Linked DNA regions of Homo sapiens: region 1 is linked to region 2. A link is an interaction called in ENCODE POLR2A ChIA-PET data of the cell type or tissue named here. Cell type or tissue: CD4-positive, alpha-beta T cell. All regions are shown on one strand. Each heading gives the region's core, and the rest is flanking DNA. Links, peaks and the distances in the headings are about the cores only. Region 1 holds the start of LOC105370651 (a long non-coding RNA gene). Region 2 has its middle 7.0 kb from the start of LINC01550.

Evidence for each region. ChIA-PET counts read pairs that join two places held together with the same protein. Peaks named below come from ENCODE experiments on the same cell type or tissue, not always from the same donor. Only the 100,000 strongest peaks of a DNase experiment are listed, where the experiment ranks them.
Region 1: POLR2A ChIA-PET joins it to region 2 with 7 read pairs; 5 of 35 experiments call an interaction of 5 or more read pairs at or near these places.

Annotation. Positions count from the first base shown.
Region 1 is chr14:97,698,239-97,708,064 of GRCh38, reverse strand. It overlaps LOC105370651 (a long non-coding RNA gene), which reads right to left and starts at 1,930. Exons shown (of 5, transcript XR_944186.4): 1 at 1,765-1,930; 2 at 90-272. In CD4-positive, alpha-beta T cell, for the core only: no CTCF peak of the experiment used is centred there; DNase peaks (open chromatin) are centred at 1,874 and 4,904; H3K4me3 peaks cover 595 bases; H3K27ac peaks cover 4,453 bases.
Region 2 is chr14:97,980,261-97,990,086 of GRCh38, reverse strand. No RefSeq gene overlaps it. Among named protein-coding and RNA genes, the nearest start is that of LINC01550, 7.0 kb to the right of the region's middle. In CD4-positive, alpha-beta T cell, for the core only: no CTCF peak of the experiment used is centred there; no DNase peak of the experiment used is centred there.

The DNA of each region.
Region 1 (9,826 bases), core at 669-8,668, 280 kb after region 2:
GCAGTTCAAATGCTTGCTGGGGTCAAAACACTCTGTTATCTTGAACATATGTCTAATGATATTTGCTTTAATGAAGAGCCACAGCTTACCTCCTTCTCCACAGCACTTGATCTTGCATTTGGGGTGTGGAAGGTCACCCAGCGTGTTCTTGCCCTCGGCTTTGGCTCACCCTGCTGGTGACGAGACCACAGAAGGATAATAAAGAATGGGACCCAGCCTTCCATTAATAGTTTGGCTGGGTTTCCATTGCTGCCCTCTCTCAGCTTGTGGTCCTGCAATGAGTTTCAGTCAAAAGCAAAAGGGAAGTGGTTAGTTTTAAAAGGAGTATCTGCACTTTAACAGCCACTGGAGTCTCTGCAGTTTGCCCATTGAGTTGCAGTGGGGTAGAAACACGGAGCACAGACAGGCACCAGGGCATCGCAGTTACAACGACAAGCTGCAGAGCCAACCCAACTGGGTTCATTTCTGCCTTTTTTCACTTATTAACTTGGTCCATTTTCTTCATCTCTCTGTGTCTCTGTTTACTGTAAAATAGGCATAACAATAGTACCATGCCTACAGGCTCATTCTAGGGCATAAATGAATGACTGAGAGGGTTGACATTGTGCCTGGAACATAGCAGGATGCTCAGGTCTCAGAAGCATGGAGTCATAAACTCACTCCCGAGCTGTCCTTGCGCCATCTTCCGTCATATCCCCGTGTTAATAACCTAAATCTTCATGCCACAGGATTCACTGAAACCCATCCTTCTGCCTTCTCAGACACTCTGGTTGTTTGCCTCTCTCATACCTTGACCTCGAGGATGGAGAGGCTTGACCTTCTCCATCCTTCTTCCCTGATTCTCTTGTGACTTCTCTGTACTACCATGGCCATCTCCCACTCACTTCAATGTTCACACACATGCACACATGCACAGACTGGGCTCTGCTCCTTCCCTCATGGGTCTGCTGTGGTTGCAGATCCCACTGAGGGAGTGGGAAGGGCAGAATGAATTTACAACCCAAAGAGGAAGCACCTCAACCTCAATAGTGACTTAGCACTGTTCTTTCTACCCGGAAACCTCCTGCCCTCACAAAGGTCCCTATGCTCCTCCTCCTTCATTCTCAGCCTACCATGGCCTGGGCAGCTGTGGTCATCTCCCTGTGAAGAGCCAGCTATGCCCTGATGCCAAGCCTCAGCCAGACCCCACGTGGTCCTTAGAGACCTAGGAAGGCAGACTTTCACTTCACTCAGTAGATGTTAAACATCCTAGTGGGAACATTAAGCACTCGAATAATTTCATAGATTCTGGATTTTTCCCAAGGTTACATGTCTTCCCCCATACACAACTTTGGTAGATATTGACCTTATGCAATGCATGTTTAACTGGATCTCCAGTGTGACTTCACCTGGAACAAACACTCTCCACCCAAAAGAAATATATGCTTCCATGTTTCAGATCCCCGAATTTCAGAAATATTGGGGCCCTGCCTCAGAGCACCCCACTACAGCAATATGCTATATATGGAATGTCCTTAGAAAAAGGAGGCTAGGATCAGTTGAGCTCACAGCACTGGTCATAAGCTTCATATAAGCCACTCAATTTATTTAATTCTTCCAACATTGCTGCTGAGCAGACATTTCATTTATTAGGGACTGAGACTGAGCAGGAAGTGATGACCTGAACAGTGAAGCCAGCCTCTGAGGGTTAGAATCCACTTCTGTGGCATTCCAGCCTCCCTGCTTTTTCCCAGACACCTCCCTGCTTTTTCCCAGACACCTCACCTGTCTTCACAACTCCAGGGTTAATGGTTGCTCCATCGTGCCTGGTGTTTGCCCAACCCAATCTCCTCCTAGACCACAGACATGAGTGGAAAGTCCTACTGTACAGGAACTCAATTCTGTCTGAGAGCTCTGGGCTGGTGACAGGAGGCTCATTCTGCTGTACACTGGGCTGTGCACTCTTGGTTAGGGTTTCAACACCAGTGTTTTCACACTATGGTCATGACCTGCTGGAGGTTCATGAAATCAGCTGAGTACAACTGGCGTTTCAAAACAACAAAACAGAATATTATAAAATAGAAAATATCAGATTTAAACACCCACATTTGGAAGGAATGTTGTTTTGGGCAACTTTTGTTTAGTTTATCTGTCACATAGCTAGCTAGCTGTAAATATGTTTGGTAAAACTTCTGTTTCTCATTTTGCCTATATATGTATCTGGCTATTTCTCTATCTGTTTATGTGTCTGTATCTAGTTTGTCTGTCTGTCTATCGTTCCATGCATATATTTGGACTGGATTGTAGTTAAATGCATATCTTACTATGCATTGAGGTTGAAAAAGTTTAAATTCACTTCTCTGAATCTCTCTGAAAGTTTAGGTTTCTTTCTTTCTTTTCTTTCTATAAAAAAGGTTATATAAAGATATAACCTAATGGGTTGTTGTGAGGTTCAAGTGAGATGTATATTAAAGGACTTTGTAAAGTCTGATTTCTCACAAACAGGCTGTTTACTACCAAGAAAAGATTGGCATCGCATGCCACTCAGAGTTCCAGATTTGAACCCCTACTTCTCTGTTCCTCAGAGAAGGCCTCCATTTCCTCATGACTGTCTAATAAACATGGAGCTGCTCTGGGGAGATGCAATTGTGAGGAAATGGATACAAGGCAGAAAACAAATTCCAAGGCTGTTGGAGACCCCAGTGCTAAGGACTGGAGTGAGATCCACTCAATGGGGTAACACTGAGACCCAGGACTGTGGAAATGTAATAAGATGACTCAGCAGAATTCAGGCTGACATCTCCACGGACAAATCATACATTTTCTTATAAGTTGGGCCTTCAGAAGTAATATTCTTTTCAAAAAGTTAATAATAAGCGAGGCTCTTCTATTCTAGCCAGAATCCAGTGTGAATATTTGAAACAAATGACTTTCACAGATATATAGAGGGAAAAAAGAATTCAAAGCTAGCATCTTATCTTGGAGATGAAAAAAGTGGGGGTGGGAGGAGAGAGCCACAGTCACACAATGCCTCTGTGAGAGCAGTTAGATTATAATCCAGGTCTATCCCAGGACTGGAAAAAATACACACTCAGTGGTTCTCACTGGTGATGGATTTATGGGTAACTGATTTTCTTCTTTGTTGTTTCAAATTTCAAAAGGGAATGTAAATTATTTTTACAGTCTGATTTTTTTTAATTTTTCAATAAGTCATTAAAAAATAGAATGCATCAGAGGAGAGTAACCAGGATGAAAGGGGAATTCCAAACTGTTTTACACAAGAAATAGTTAAGAAAATTAGAATGTTTATTATGGAGATGTAAACTCTTACCAGAGTGTAAACAGGAAGAGGCATTCACAATCACTCACTGTCTGCAAAAGGAAAAGATCTCTGAAGGCAAAGGGGCTGGGTTTTTCTTCTTTGTGGCTCCAGGGACAGAATGAAAGAGCCTAAGCAGGTTTCAGAGAGATCTTTTCCATATCTAGAAAGAATTTCTTACAGGTAAAGCTGAACTTAGGAAACCTGGGGATTGTCATCACTGGAGGAGCTTGGCAGAGACTGAAGAACAAATGGCGGTGGAGTTTTCAGAGGGATTTTCATGGGTTAGTGCTTGAAGGAAAAGATCTGAGTGTGTTCTAATTTAGGACACCCTATGAGGATGCAGGAAGCTCTTACAGTGCCCTGTGGCTCCACATCTCTCTTAGATGTGGCTTAAATTATTGTAGCAAACATGTTTCATGTTCCACCATCATCTTCTTAGCCATGGCTTTAGGACATGCTTTTATGGAGGCATCTTCTGGACCTTCCTTCGTAATAGACTCAGTAATGACCCCCAAAGATGCTCCCATTCTAATGACTGGAACCTGTGAATACGTCACCTTACCTGGCAAAAGATAATTTTGCATATGTTATTAGATTAAGGGTCTTGGGATGGGAGATTATCCTGGATTATCTGAATGAGCCCAATGTAATCACAAGGGTCCTTATAAGAGGAAAGCAGGAGGGTCAGAGTCAGAGAAGAAGACGTGACCACAGAAGCAGAGGATGAAGTGATGTACTTTGAAGATAAAGGAAGTGGCCATGAGCCAAGGAATGCAAGCAGCCTCTAGAAGGTAGAAAAGAGAAGGAAACAATCTCTCCTCTAGAGCTTCCAGAAGGAACGCCAGCCTGTTGGCATCCTGATTTGGGGCTTCTAACTTCCAGACTGCAAGATCATAAATTTGTGTTATTTTAAGCTTCTAAGTTCATGCTAACTTGTTACGGCAGCAATGGGAAACAAATCATGGAGCCAATTAAATAAACACAGGGAGGGAAAGAAAGATGATCTAACTTATTGTGAGGACTGATACACCTGGGGCAGACTACACACTTTGCTTTATGTGCTTATCACTTGAACCTTAGATGTGGGTATCAGAAACCCTATTTTATAGGTGAGGAATCTAAAGCTTTATAGACATTAAGTCAGTTGCATAAGAGAATTTTTACAGTCTGAGAAATCAAGCTGGAATCTAGACCAAGAGCTGCCTAGCTTTTCCCACTGAACTTTGCTGCTTCCTAGCAGGTCTGCCAGGCACCAGATCTAATCACTGCTGCCCTGTGCCTTCCCTTTCTATCCACCGTCCGAACTCTAAGCCCTGCAGTTCCAGGAGGCCTGGGCATGGGGAGGTCCTCTCCCCACAGGAGCATGCGCATGGTTGGCTGTGAATATTCAACACCCTGATATTCGGTAAGGCTCCCACTGTGGTCAGAGCCCAGGTGGTAGGGGAGGGGATAACTAATGTGGTTTCAGATGCCGGAGATGTGTTGAAACAAGGCTGGACCAAGAGAGGTCACCTGAACAACCCGATAAAGGGTTGTTGATCTCCGGTCTGAAACCAGAGCTGAGATCGGCTGCTTTTTCTCGTGGGTAAATTTTTAGAAAGATCACTTCCCTTCTGAGATGGAAACTCGACCCATTTCTGCAAATGCCTGTAACTCTATCTTTGCAGCATCATAGAGTGCCCATACTGGGCATGCCGCACAGGTAGTCCTTTCAGTTGTTTTCGTTTTTTAAGTTAGTACTTTCTTGTTCCTGTAAGTTACTTCACTAAACCTCGGTTTTTTTTTTTTTTAATGTGTTAGACTAGAATAACAATACAGAATTCAGGAGGCTGCTTTGAGGGTCACAGGAAAGAAAATTATGCCTGCACAAGCACCTTGAAACTGCAATATGCTGTGCAAATTTCATATACTAATTAATTAATTGATAAGTTCATAGCCTGCATTATTTACAAAAACAACTTGATTTAAAATGAAAATAACAAATTGTAAGTAAGCATACACACACATCTGTTGAAAGGAACAATGATAAAAAAAATAGATAAGATAGAACAAGGAAGAATTAAATGATAAAAGGGCTTACCATGAGGGGAGGTATCTAAATTTGTCATCTATTTACCCCCTGTATCTGAATCACCTGCTGTCTGGCCAAAACGTAGATTCTTAGCCCGTTTCTAGACCTGCTAAATGGCCATAGTTGAGGGCAGATATGCAAACAGCATATTTTAATGTTTCAATTTCCAGACAATTTACACTATGGTTTGAGAAACATTGTCCAAAGTTTTAGAAAATTACTAAAAGAAAACTGCAAATTTAACTTGTGGCCTTCTCAGGGGCCCAAACAATCATAATCAGTTAAATACTCTAAGAGTTTACCAGCTAAGAACAGACTAAATCAGGAAAAGCAGATACTTTTTTTCTCTTTTTGAGACCTGAGAGAAATCCCTCTTAGGAGCAACCTCTGAAAATCAGTTAGACATCAACAAAGTTACTGGCCTGCAGATGGATGCATAGCCAGGGCCACAGCAAATGGCCGGGCAGGCTGGATGCTCTGCATCTTCAGGGGCCTGACTTTGCAGGACTGTGATGAAACTGAGCCACTCAAGTTGCACAGTGTGCAACCTGCGTGCAGATTCACAACAGCCTGTTCGAGATCTGCCAGGAATCTCTCTGTAACGTGATTAAGAAGAAAAGTTACTCAGGAGACCTGGTCACACAGTATGGATCATATGAAGACTTTGGCCACTGTGAGTCATCCCAGAAGCAGCAAATAATCTATGGCAAGCCTTCTGGTCTATGTACCTGGCACCATCAACCTTCAGATGTCCTTAAGTGAGACCTGGGCACCTCTGCAAATATTTCCTTTTCCTTTTTCTCAACACCCCTTTTATATTTAGGTAGGCATTGCCATTGCTTCTGCTACAGTTTCTCTAATATGTCTTAATTTAGTGATGAGTAATTTTTTAAAAGATTTATTAACATATAATTTATTTACCACATAACTCATCTTATTTAAAGCACACAATTCAGTGATTTTTAGTATGTTCACAAGTTTGTGTAATCATTGCCACAATCTAATTTTAGAATGTTTTCCCCTACTAAAAGTAGTACTCCCAAATGTATTAGCCATCAATTCTCATTTCCCCCATTTCTCCACCCTCACCCCAGCCCTACACACCACTGATCTACCTTCTAGCTCTATAAATTTGCCAATTCTGATCATTTCATATAAACAGAATCATGAGATATGTAGCTTCTTTTACTTAGCGTGATGTTTTCAAAGTTCATCCATATCATATCATATTTCATTCCTTTTTATTGCCAAATAATATTCCACTTGGTTGACTATATAACATTTAATATATCCATTTATTAGTTAATGGTTATTTGTGTTGTTTCCATTTGGGGGCTATTATGGGTAATGCTGCTATGAACATTCTCATATAAGCTTTTCTGTGGACATTTGTTTTTACTTTTCTTGGGAATACCTAGGAGTGGAGTTGCAGACTCTTGGTAACTCTATGTTTACCTTTTTGAGGAACTGCCAAACTATGTCCGAAAGTAGCCGTGACATTTTGCATTCACACCAGCAATGTCTGCATACTCTTACCAACAGAGGTTACTGTCTTTTTTATTCTAGCCATCCTAATGGGTGCGAAGTGATACTTATGGTCTTAATTTGCGTTTTCCCAAAGACTAGTAGTGTTGAACAGCTTTTCTGTGCTTATTGGCTATTGATCGATCTCCTTAGGAGAAATTTCTATTTAAATATTCTGCCCACTTTTTTAAACTGGAGTATTAGTCTGCCTTTCTATTGCTGACTTGTAAGAGTTCTTTATATATTGTGGATGTAAGACCCTTGTCAATATTTTCAAGTATCTCTTAGCAAATAGTTTCTCTCATTCTGTGGGTTAATCTTTCACTTTTTTCAATCTTCACTTAGTGGCACAAAAGTTTTCCATTTGAATGAGACCAGTTTATCTTTTTTTTCTTTGCTCACTTGTGCTTTCCATACCATATTGACGGCACTGTTGCCCTGTGTATGGTCATGAAGAACTATGCTTATGTTTTCTTCTAAGCGTTTTATAGTGTTACTCTTGCATTTATGTTTATTTCCATTTTGAGTTAATGTTTGTGTAAAACATGTGACTGAGTCCAACTTCATTCTTTTGCATGCAGATGGCCCATTGTACCAGCACTGTTTGTTAAAAAGAGTATTCTTTCCCCATTGGCTGGTCTTGATGCCAATAATCAATTGACCACAAATGCAAGGGTCCATTTCTGGATTTTCATCTCAGTTCTATGGATCTCTATGCCTACCTTCATGCTGGTGCTTAATAAATTCTTCACATGCCTACTAACTCTGTTTAGACCAAGGGTTGGTGAATTGCAGCCCTGGGAATCCAGAGGCAGATGAGTTCTCTGGGTCTACTTAGGCAAGTAGTAGTCTTTTTCACACCAACAGAAGAGTACCCAGGGAGCAACTTCCAAATTGTGTACATCTTGATGTCTTTCATTTCTTGTTAAAAATACTTAACAAATTTTCCCTTTATCCTGAAGGAAAATCCAAACTTTAGTAGACTTCATAAATCTTCTCATAATATGGTTGTGGATTGCTTCTCCAGGCTTACACCCCAAAGAAGATTGCATAAAGATGGCCGTTCTGCATGGAATGGAATTCTCTGCAGAAGACACACAGAAAACACGGGCACACAGCCAATATATTCTACTTGGAATCCGGGATACTTGCTTTGCCCAGTACAATGTAGCAAAACTTGGTGCTGGACAGATTCTGAGTTCAGACCTCAAAAAAAACATATAGGCTCTGATTTCTCTTTTACAACCCTGATAAGTCAGAAAATAAGAAAGCCTGAGATAAACTGCTGGATGATTGGTTGCCATGTTGAGAAGATAAGAGGCACTGCATCTGACAGCAGCCAGTTTCCAGAAAACCTAGCACCTGTCTTCAGATGCATGAGTGAGGCCCAGCCAAGATCAGCTAAGTCTGGCTTAAATTAGCAGAACTACCCATTCCAAATCTGAGCTCATCTCAGGTTGCTGACCAGCAAAACTGTGATCCAAGTAAGTGGTTTTTGTTTTTTACGTCATTAAGTATCAGGGTGACTTGTTACTCAGCAAAAGCTAACTGATACAATCCTCTTAACCTCACACCATTTTTTTCTCACTGTTAAACTTTTGCACATAGTGTCTTCTTTTCTTAGAAGACCTTTTCCAATCTCCTTATCTTTCTACTCATCTTTTAAGCCTCTTCTCTGAGGAGTCTTTCGTGGTGCCCATACCTGGGTAAATAACCCTTTCCCTGAGCTCCCAAAGCTCCCTAGGTTCCTTCTAGCACTGCCTTGTTACCCTGTGTTTGACCTTCTCATTTACTGGTCATAACTCCTCCCCTGCAGACAGTAGAAAGTACCAGCATGCATAGCTGAACTTCATTACTGCAGGCCAAGTGTCAAGATTCATACTTGAATATCATAGGAAGGTAGATGTAGACATATCACTGAAGCTTGAGAGGTCAGGATAAACAGCCTGGAGGATATTACCTCTGGAGAAATGTCGAAGTTGGTACAACCAAGTGTTTTCCAGGTAAAAAGGCCCATGTGAAGAGCTTCAGGAAGGAGAGAGAGAATGCCATATTTGAGGACTGGAATGCGTTCAGGTTTTTGTCTGATGGGGTAGAGCACAGGTAAAGGCCAGGAGTCATCAGGAGTCACCGGCAGACTAGGATCAGCCACCTGGATCAAGTCAGCCAAACCTCTCCTTCCTTTCAGTTCTGTCTATTTTCTTTATGCTCGTTCTTTGGACAGAATACAGTTGTTTTGAAAACCTCAGTCTGATTCCACTAGGCTAGGAAGAACTAAAAAGTGGATTCAGTTTTCAAGTGGCTTCAGCAAGTTCTTCCTTTCCTGGTATCCAGGCCAGTGGCAAAGATTTTCTTCCCAGATTAACAGCAGGGAGAGGAGAGGTGTGGCCCAGAAGTGTGTAAATAGAGCACTAAGGCTAACAAAACCTGGGGAGCTGACTCTCTGCATTTGCTCCGGTGTCTGGTGGGGCGCAGGCTCCTCTCCAGGTGGTACTAATAAAATGAGGCTGGGATAATGGGATAAAAGCCCAGAAACATAAAAGCTGCCTGGAGGGGAAAGGGAAGAAGCAGTGGGGGGATACTTTCCTCCCAATGTTAACTGTTCCCACATTAATCAGATTCAGGTATCACAAATTGGTCTTGTCTGCTCTTCCAGGAACATTAAGGGAAGCCGCAACTCCAGAGTCATGGGTCTTTAAAGCAGGAACAACCCCTTTAATCAAGTGGCCTAGCCTCTCCTGAGAGAGGCAGAAAATGTAAGGCTCAGAGAGGGGCAGTGCCTTGGGACAGTTTGCACAGTGAACAGATGCCCTTTGCTTTCCTTAACTAGACTATAAGACGGCTGAGGGCAGGGACCTGATCTCTGGACTAGCTTCATATCACCATGCCTCACACACTAGTGGTGTAGATGGAAATACAATCCAACAAAA
Region 2 (9,826 bases), core at 603-8,602:
GGTTGCAGGGAGTCAAGATCACACCGCCGCACTCCAGCCTGGGCAACAGAGCAAGACTCCATCTCAAAAAAAAAATACATATATATATATACATCTATATATATATATATACATATATATAGATGTATATATATATATTTCCTGTTGAATGAATAAATGATCTAGGCTCAGGGAGGACCCTAGAAGCCAACTTATTGCAAGGGAGTGATGCTATCCAGTGGCATTTTAAAGACCGCCTCTTGAGGGCCATTCTGGACAGCCTATAGCAGCAACTCAATATTTCAAGAGCACCAGTTCTCAAGAAAGCCAATTAGACTTCCCTTTGAACTTGGCTCAATTTCGCCTCCAGGCACTTTCACAGCAAAGGGTCAGGCTTCTGACCTCTGAAACATATAATCACTCCTTCTGCCAGTGCCTTCTTTGACTGTACAATTTGAACTTTAGCTAAAAAAGGAATTAGAAAAAGTGGAAAATACCACACACATTAAAACACCAACTAATTATGCCTTCTTCCATCTTCTTCTGTCTACAAACATCAAAGAGATGCTTATGGCTGTCAACGATTGATATGGAAAGAAGACTGGCTTGTTATTTCAGATGTCTTATTTGGTTCAGGCTAAGGCATCAGGAATGGCAGAGATATTTAGCCAAGGACGTGTGAAGAGGGTACCCAGAGAGAGAAGGACATAGGTAGCCTCAAGGATTCATGCTTGATGACTCTTAGGAGTCAAGATCAGAATGAAATTCTTTAGGAATTTCTCTACTCTAGCCGCTTGTGTGGGGGACTCTGAGAAATAACTGATATTTCTATTAGTGAAAGGGGAGGAAAGCATCAGTGTTATTTTTGAGTGTAAATTTTGGAGATTCTAAGGAAAAATTTGTTCTGTAATATTTTAAGAAGCTCTGTTTTTGCAGAATAGGTAGTAAACATTGCTGTCGATGAAAAATCGTCAATTACTGCATTCTAATCTCAGTGCCTGTGATTAGACTGACTCACACCTTACCGGACAGAGTATTGAGACTTACCATAGGGTATGTGACCACTCCACTTAGTGTAGTGTTGGCTTTTCCTCAGCGTGAATTATTCCGAGGCACTGGACAGATGTAAGTGCTGAGTCTTCATGAGATAGATAGTGACAGTCAAACATTTTATAATTTAGAGAGACAACTAGCCTGGGATTACATTCAAGTGGACACATTCAGTGATTCTTTTTTCCCTGAAAGATGCTCAGCGGCCGGGCGCGGTGGCTCACGCCTGTAATCCCAGCACTTTGGGAGGCCGAGGCGGGCGGATCACGAGGTCAGGAGATCGAGACCACGGTGAAACCCCGTCTCTACTAAAAATACAAAAAATTAGCCGGGCGCAGTGGCGGGCGCCTGTAGTCCCAGCTACTCGGGAGGCTGAGGCAGGAGAATGGCGTGAACCTCGGAGCCGGAGCTTGCAGTGAGCGGAGATCGCGCCACAGCACTCCCGCCTGGGCGACAGAACGAGACTCCGTCTCAAAAAAAAAAAAAAAAAAAAAAAAAATATGCTCAGCAACTTGAGATGGCAGCAAAACAGATATGAATGCTCATGGGTCACAGTTGGATTCTTTGTGTTCGGGCAAGTAAGTGTGTTTTTGGTGTCTTCTTTAAAGATAAAACTATATAAGTCTCCTTTTGCCTCCTTTACATTCTGTACAGTGTTTTCTGAACAATTCCGTATTTCCAAAATTCAAAATGATTGTAAAAAAATCTATGCTAAAAAAACCAAAATTTTTCAATAAAGGCAGGAACTACAGGGAATATTATTATGAAGCCAGGGAGACAAGCATGTACAGTACTCAATCTTGACTTTATTTAAAATTTTGATGTTTCCTTTGTCTAGATGTTCATTATTAATTTTGATTTTTTAAATATTGTATTAAAATGCATTGACTTTGGCTAAGGAGTCTTTTGTCACCCCTTATATCCTGCTTCTTTGGAGGGTACATCTCCTGAGTCCCCACCTGCTAGATATGTCTTTTCATGTGACTTTACTCAGAGGAGCAAATTGGGATGTACTAGAAGCCCGTTGTTTTTCTACTCGAGCTCAAGGTCATTTGCTGCGTCAGTTAAAAGAACTTTGTGGATCAGAGACGTCTGCCAATCAGATCCTTGGGGCTCTGGCTTGAGTTCCGCCACCCTTCCAGTGTGGGGGTCTCACCTCCACGTAGGAAGGAGGTTTTTCCATTTGGGCTGTTGATGAGATGTGGAAGGTGTGTACCTAGAATCCTCTGGGGGCCTTGCTTGCCTCAAAGAACAATCTGGCAGTTGCTGGCACTGGCTTGCAAAGGTATTTTTGTTATCAGTTAATCCAGAAATTTGTTTTCTATTTACTAAATGCCCAGCTATTTACAATAAGGAGATAGAGAACTGAAGGAGATCCCATGCGCTGGACAGAAACATGGAGGACCAGAAGGAGTGGGCTATTGATGGAGCCTGGCCATGATTTCGCCATCCGAATTTCCTCTTCCATTTTCCTTTTCAAGGTGAAAGGGAGGTGCTCTTAGATCAGGGCTCTGCAAACTACAGCCTGTGTGGCAAATTCAGCCATCTCCTCTTTTTGTATGGCCCTGGAGCTAAGAATAAACTTAAAAAAAAAAAAGCAAAGGAAGAATAATATTTCATGACACATGGCAGAAACTATGTGAAATTCAAATTTCATTGTCCATAAATTAAGTTTTATTGGAACACAGGCATGGTCATTCATTTGCATATTGTCTATGACTATTGATGCTCTACAGCAGTAAGATTTAGTAGCTATGATGAAGACTGTTTAAGGCCCACAAAGCCTGAAATACTCACTATCTGCCCCATTACAAAAAAGAAAAGAGGAAAAAGTTGTTGACATCTGGCCAAAATTATTCTGAATCTTGTTTCAGCTTCAAAATATAGAATCCAACACTATTTGTTGGCATCCATGTCGGGGACCCATTACTCATGCACTTCCTCAGTCTTCCCCAGTTGGCCATGCCTTTGGGGAAACATTTCAGGGGTCTCTCTTTCTTAATTGTTAAACAGAGGTAAAGTAACATCCATTTTGCTAAACTATAAAAATAAAAACAAAACAAACAACTCAGCAAGATTTTCTACTGTAAAGGACAGTAAATGATAAAAACATGATTGATTAATTGAGAGACTAATTGATTCTTATCTTTTCTACTTCTAAGAGGAAGCCAATATAGCTGGTAGAAATACATATGCAACACGTATAAAATTAAAACAGCAAGAAAATGGCTAAATATATCCCCTTGTGTATGTTTATGTTTATGCATCCAAGCAGAAAACTCTCTAGCAGTTTGTTATCAAATGAATAGTTCAGCCCACACATATTTATTAACTGCTTATTATGTTTAAAGCACAGCTCCATTCCCTAAATGCATACAAGGAAGGTGGAAGACACTCTCTGTCCTCAGGAAGCTTACCGCACTGATAGAAAGGTCAGATTTAATTGCCAAAAAAATTAGGGATCCACCAGATGGTCATATGTCTTGAAGGTGACTATTTGACTGGAGGCCAATGGTCTGGGATCCAGAGTACAGCCACCAGCATAGAGCACTGTGACTTTGGGCAAGCCATTCCCTCCTCCAAGCCTCAGTTTCAGCACATATGAAACGGTGGTAATGATGATGGTTTGAGTAGATGGTGTCTAATACATTAACATGAGCAACATAGAGTATTAACTACATAAGCTATGAAAAATTTGATAAGCTAGAACAGTGAGCACTGTTCTCTACACAAGGACCATGGAGATGAGTGAGCTCTAGTCAGGGACCTCAAGGAGAAAATGTCTCCTAAGGGGAATAGTGACACAGATGGACAATTACAGTTCCAAGGAGCAAATGCACCAACAAATAAACAAACAGAGGGGACTGTGGGCCCTCAGAGAAGAGACAACTGCAGAAGTGGCTAGGAGAGCTTCTGAATAAGGCAGCATCTGATATCTAACCCAAAGTTTAAAATAAGGGACACATAGACGAATAAACTTTTTTTATTTTTTTGGCAGAGGGTAATGATTTGAACAAATGCAAAGCAAGGAACCAACAATAACAAAACACAAAGGTAAAGAGATAAAATACAGCATAGTCTATGTGAGGAGGTGTTCATTCATTCCTTCATTCCTTCACTCATTCATTGGAGATCACAGTGAGCCAGGCCTGGTCCCAGGCTCTGGGGGCACTGTGAAGTTCCTGATCTCTGTGAGCTCATATCCTAGTAAAGAAGACAGCCAATAAACAAATGGCATAATTTCAAGTACAAATAACTGTTGAGGAGAAAACTAAAGTATGTGATGGGGCAGAGTGTGGTCTGCTGTTTTAGATAAATGGCCAGAAATAAATGGCCTCTTCAGAGAGGTGAATTGTTATATATGAATTCTAACTCCAAAATAACAATATACAGCAAACACCAGTTGCTGAAAGACAGAGGGAGAAGAAAGGAGTGGTCAGTGGAGAAGATCACAAAGGGTGTTGGTCCTGGAGTTGACTGGATGCCCATTAGTGATGTTCCATGGTTGGTTTTGAATGTTGACAGCAGGGCTGGAGTAGCTGCCTGGAAGATGGAGGAAGGATTGTGTTTCAATAGTCCAGGAAGGCCATGCGGATCTCTGAACAGGAAAGGGGGAGGATGATGGGCAACAAGACAGACATACACTGTTCCTTAGATGGCGAATCATCCCCTTGAGGTGGGATAATAGTAGAACTGGTCGTCAAGGGCAGACTCACAAAAAAAGTTAAAAGCAAGACCCAGGGGTATGAGATAGGCAGTGAGCCTGGCAAAATAGCTTGTGTCAGACAGAGCTTGAGCTAAGTATACATGAATTATAGAATCAAACCTGATGCTCCAAAGACAGTAATTGTCCCAAGGACATGATCATTTTTGTTTCTTTGACAGGATGTAGTAGGAGTTTTTGCACAATCTTTTGGGGTCAGCTAACCTTGGCAAATCGTGCGGTCACCACCTGCTCTGGCTCACAAAGGCCAAAAACGGCAGAGGTGATGCTGGAAATGTTGATAGTCACCAGACATCTTCAAGTACGGGTGAAGCCCTTCAGGGTTTTGCCACCTAAGCTTCTCATTTCCTAGGAATTCAATTCAAAAGCATTTACTGAGCACCTACTGAATACCACTGGCTATGCCTCAGATATTTGAATGACTAAGATGGTGGTCTATGGATAGCCATTGGATTCATTAATGGATTGATTGCCCAGTCAATTTTTCTATAATATACTTTTATACATATCATCCACTTGTCTGCTTTACAAACTGTGTAGGTTTTCCATCAGTTAGAAACACAGATTACCATTTATCTAGGTGCCCACAAGAAAGCATAATCTCAGATCTTCTACTTTCCAACAAAACCCATCTTTAGAGAAATGATAAGACTGCGGGAGGCACCTGTTATTTATCCACTCATATAAGTTGCTGTGCTGAGTTAAGTTCTTTTATCGAGTTAGATCCCTGGAAAGATATAGACTTCAACCATTTTTTGTAGCCCCTTGACAAACCACCTACTTGGAAGTAATGTTTTGTTACATCTTTGAGTTTTATTGAGAGTCATTATGGAAAACAATCCTATGAAATTAGGTATGCATTTATTCTAAAAGCAAGTGTTTTGGACTTTATCCATGATGCTAACTAGATCTTCCAGAGGATTTGTTTTGTGTCCTCTTTCTTAAGAACAAAACAAAAATAAAAGCAAACATTTGCAATTGACCATATTTTCCCTTTGCTTTGGCTGCCAGGGAGCTCAAGAGCAAATTGGGGTGCAGATAGAGTAAGTACAAAAAACCTGGTGGTTAGCTGATGCTACATGCTCTCCTGTTTATGTATTGAACTTCTATTCCTGGCCATTAGCTGTTTAAATGTATTGTATGTGAGTTCCTTAAACAGTTTCCCAAAAGGAAGTCCAAGGAGATGAACTCTGTTTAAAATGAAAATAAATAAAGTCAGTATTTTCTTGTCTTCTTTGCAATTTCTGCACAGGTGGTAATCCAATCTCTTGAGCTAGAGTTTAAATTCTGGAGAGGAGCAGCAAGACTTTATATTTTATTCCTTCTCCCTGCATTTTCTAGGATAATGCTGAGCATGTAGAAGGAACAAAAAGAACGTGGTATTACTAATTGCTGTTCATTTAACAGACGTCTTGATGGCAAGATGCTTTCGATGTATTTCCAGTGGGTATTTCCCATCCTTGACCCTCATTCCTCAGATGGAAACAAGACCCCCATAGAATCGATCTTCCTTCCCCTCTGTTTGGGCAAAAAGAATGAGGCTTTTGGGATGCAGGCATCTTGCTTGTTTCAATGTTGGTTCCTGTGGCTGGTATAGTGCCTGGCGCAGAGTAGGAACTCAATAAATGTTGTTTGTTAAATGCTTTATTCTGGCTAAAGGTGCACACAATAGATAACATTACCGTCTTCTACTAATGTTAGAGAGGATCTATTTTTGATCCTGAAGTTCATTTAGGGCCTTTCCCTTGTTATTTTTTTTTTCTTTCCCCCTGCTTTTCTCTTGTTTTATCCCTTGGCCTAGAAGGGATAAGACAAATTAATTTCAGTCATTATTGTATATATGACTGTCTTCCTTGGATACCCAGTCACTGCCCATGTCTACAGCTTGCTTGTGCTTTTAGATGGTGTCCAGAGGGCAGGACTGCAGCAAAGTTTCCGGCTGCTATAGCACCAGTGGGGGAAATGAAAATAGCTTGCTCTGGAAATGACAGCGAGTTTCTTGGCAAATCCCTTTGGTACAGTTTTAAAGTCTGCACTAAGAAGACCTAGACACCCTAGAATTTTGTTGCTCGGCATTCATTTTGCCCCAACTTCAAGACCAGCCTGGAGAAAAAAAAATGGGATAGTGATGTGTCACCAAGATGGCTGAGCCCTCCCACCCCCTGCCAGAAAACAAGCTCTCTGTTAGATATTGATAGCTAGACCATCGCTATGAGGCCTGCAACGTTCCTGTGAGAACTATGTCATTTTCATAGGTGAAAAGTTCAGAGAAATTAGTGACTTGCCCAAGATTTTATGCATGTTTTTGGAAGAGCTGACATTAAAACCCCCATATCTGCTTAATTTCAAATTACACGATCTTCTCTGCACACCATAAAATGGGCACAGATTTTCTCCTGTGGCCTCCCAGCCCCTTGAACTTCTGCAGAACACCCACCCTTCCTTATACCATTGCTCTTACTTGACACGTCCTACCTTGGTGGTAGGAAAGCAGATAAACAGTAGATTCACTTATCTATACTCTATCTGTCTATACCTCTTTACAACCCCACCATTCCATCTTCATCACTGGAGTGATACTAACACAGGGGGTGTCCGTTCTGCTACAACATTCAACATTTGGCCATATCTTCATTGGGCATTTCCCATCCTTGGCTTTCATTTCCACAGATGAGGAATGAACCAGGATTGCAAGGAATAGAGTTATACAAAATATTACATTTGCCCATAAGGGTTTTATTACCTGTTAGGTTGAACTGTATGGAATTGCCAACTCTTGATTATTTCTGACAGTTCCATAAGATTCAAGCTAATAGTAAAGCAAGAAGAGAGTAATCATTTAGTGGGTGCACACTGTAAATTATAGGCCCTGTGTTGGCTGATTTCCACGCATCCAGTAGTTTACTGTTCACGGCAGCACCACAAGCAACCCCACTAAAGACCTGAGATTCAGGAGATCATGTCGTTGCCCAGGGCCACATTTTTGGGAAGCATCAGAGATATTATTAAACTCCTAGCTCCTTCACTCTGAAACCTGTATCCACATCACAATTTCAGCAGTGCTAGGACCCTGTCTTTAGAATTTTGGGGGTTCTGAGTGGAATTCATTGGTGCTGATATCGCAGGCCCTAGGAAGTTGGTGTTTGCTGGTATCGTTGTAGATACTGACAATCCAGGGTGATAGTCAAGCTATTTTAAAGCTATTAAGTTTAGGGCACTACCAAGCAAAACTGACACTTGACCAGTCAGAATGGCTGCTGGCTGTCAACCATTAGAGATGCCTTAAAGGGAATTAGCATTCTGCTGATAAAGAAGGTATGGTGGTTGCTGCTATTCTAGTTTTCTGTATGCTGTTGTTTGCAGGGTACTCAATAGTTTGGATTATTTGTCAGCTAAAACTCATTCCCCTCTTCCCCAATACTACCGTGCAGAATTTCCTTCCCTACTTCCTGAGGTTGGGCTTGGCCATGTGGCTTCACCTAACCACTGGAGTGCCTGTGGACATGATGCAATCAGAGACCTTAGATGTGCTTGCTCTTCTCTGCATTTAGGCTATAACATGTCTGAGGTAGCTGTCACCCCTTAAGCTGGGATCCCAGAACAAATACACATTGAGTGGATGAGAACCCAATCTATAGCTTAAAACCATGCTCAGGAGACATGCAGTCTGCAGCAGAGCTGATCAGCTGAGACAAGTCTAGCTCAACAGAACCACAGTAAACCTAGAAACCAATGAGCGTGAGAAGAAATACTTAGTCTTTCAAGCATCTGAGCTGGGATGATTTGTTATACAGCATTATTGTTGCAATTGCTGACTCAGGCAGGATTGTGAAGCTCAGGGTATGGCCTTTGAAACTGCATAATTCCAATCTTTGGCTCCCTCAAGTTTAGTCTCCCCAAGTGTAATGCAGCCACATTTATGTTTTCTTGCAAGACTTTCGCTTTAACCAAGAGTTTCAAACCTGATTGTCATGACCATGCTAAATGCATAATGGTATCAACAACTAGTGCAAAATGCCCTAAACGTAAAGTGATATGAATATTTATACACAGTTCTCTGGAAGTGCGCATGTTTGTTTCCTCTGGACCCCATGGAAGATATTATTACAGACGGTCACACTCCTTATGAGCTTCATTGACTCATGTCAGCATTGGTGATAAACAGATGCAAACGGCAGTATAGAGAACATTTGGGATGCAAAGCTCTAAGCCAGTGTTTCAGGCAACACTCTCTGGGTGGTTTTAACAAATAATAACATCAAATAATAAATAATGGTATCAACTACCACTATGGCTGTTGCATTTTTTGAGTGCCTCCCTTGGCCGGGAACTGTGTATATATTACTCTAACCTATTACTCACAATCACACTCTAGGGAAAGCATTTTTAACCCCTGTTTTTCAAAAGTGGAAAATAAGACTCAGAGTGGTTAATAGATTTATACAAGGCCACACAGCTAGTGGGTGGCGGAGTGAGCAGAATTTCCATCTGACTCCATCTCCTTCCAAAAGTACAAAATGCACAAAAGTACGAAAATGCTTTTATTATGGATTGAAAATTTCTATCCCTCCAAATATATATCCTGAGGCTCTAAACCCCAGTATGGCCATATTTGGAAATGGGGGCTCGAAGGAAGTAAGACTTACTGAGGTCATAAAAGTAGAGTCCTGATATGATAGAATGAGTGTCTTTATAAGAGACACCAGAATGCTATTTCCCCAGGCACACACACCAAGGGAGGGCCATGTGGCTGTCTACAAGACAAGAGGTGAGCCCTCAGCAGAAACCAGGCCAGCCAGAAATGATCTTGGACTTGTCAGCCTCCAGAACACTGAGAAAATACATTTCTGGGATTTAAGTCACCCAGTCTGTGGTATTTTGTTATAGCAGCTCAAGCAGACTAATACATGTCAGTCCTGAGTTAATAATATTTCCCAGGAAGTCTCAGAGTACTATTAGGGAATGGCCCTTAAATACATGAAGTGCATGTATTAATTCCCAGCCTACCTCCTTCACCCTACATAAAGTGCAGAAAGGGTCAGGGTGTCACAGGGCCCGTTTCCTTCAATGCGT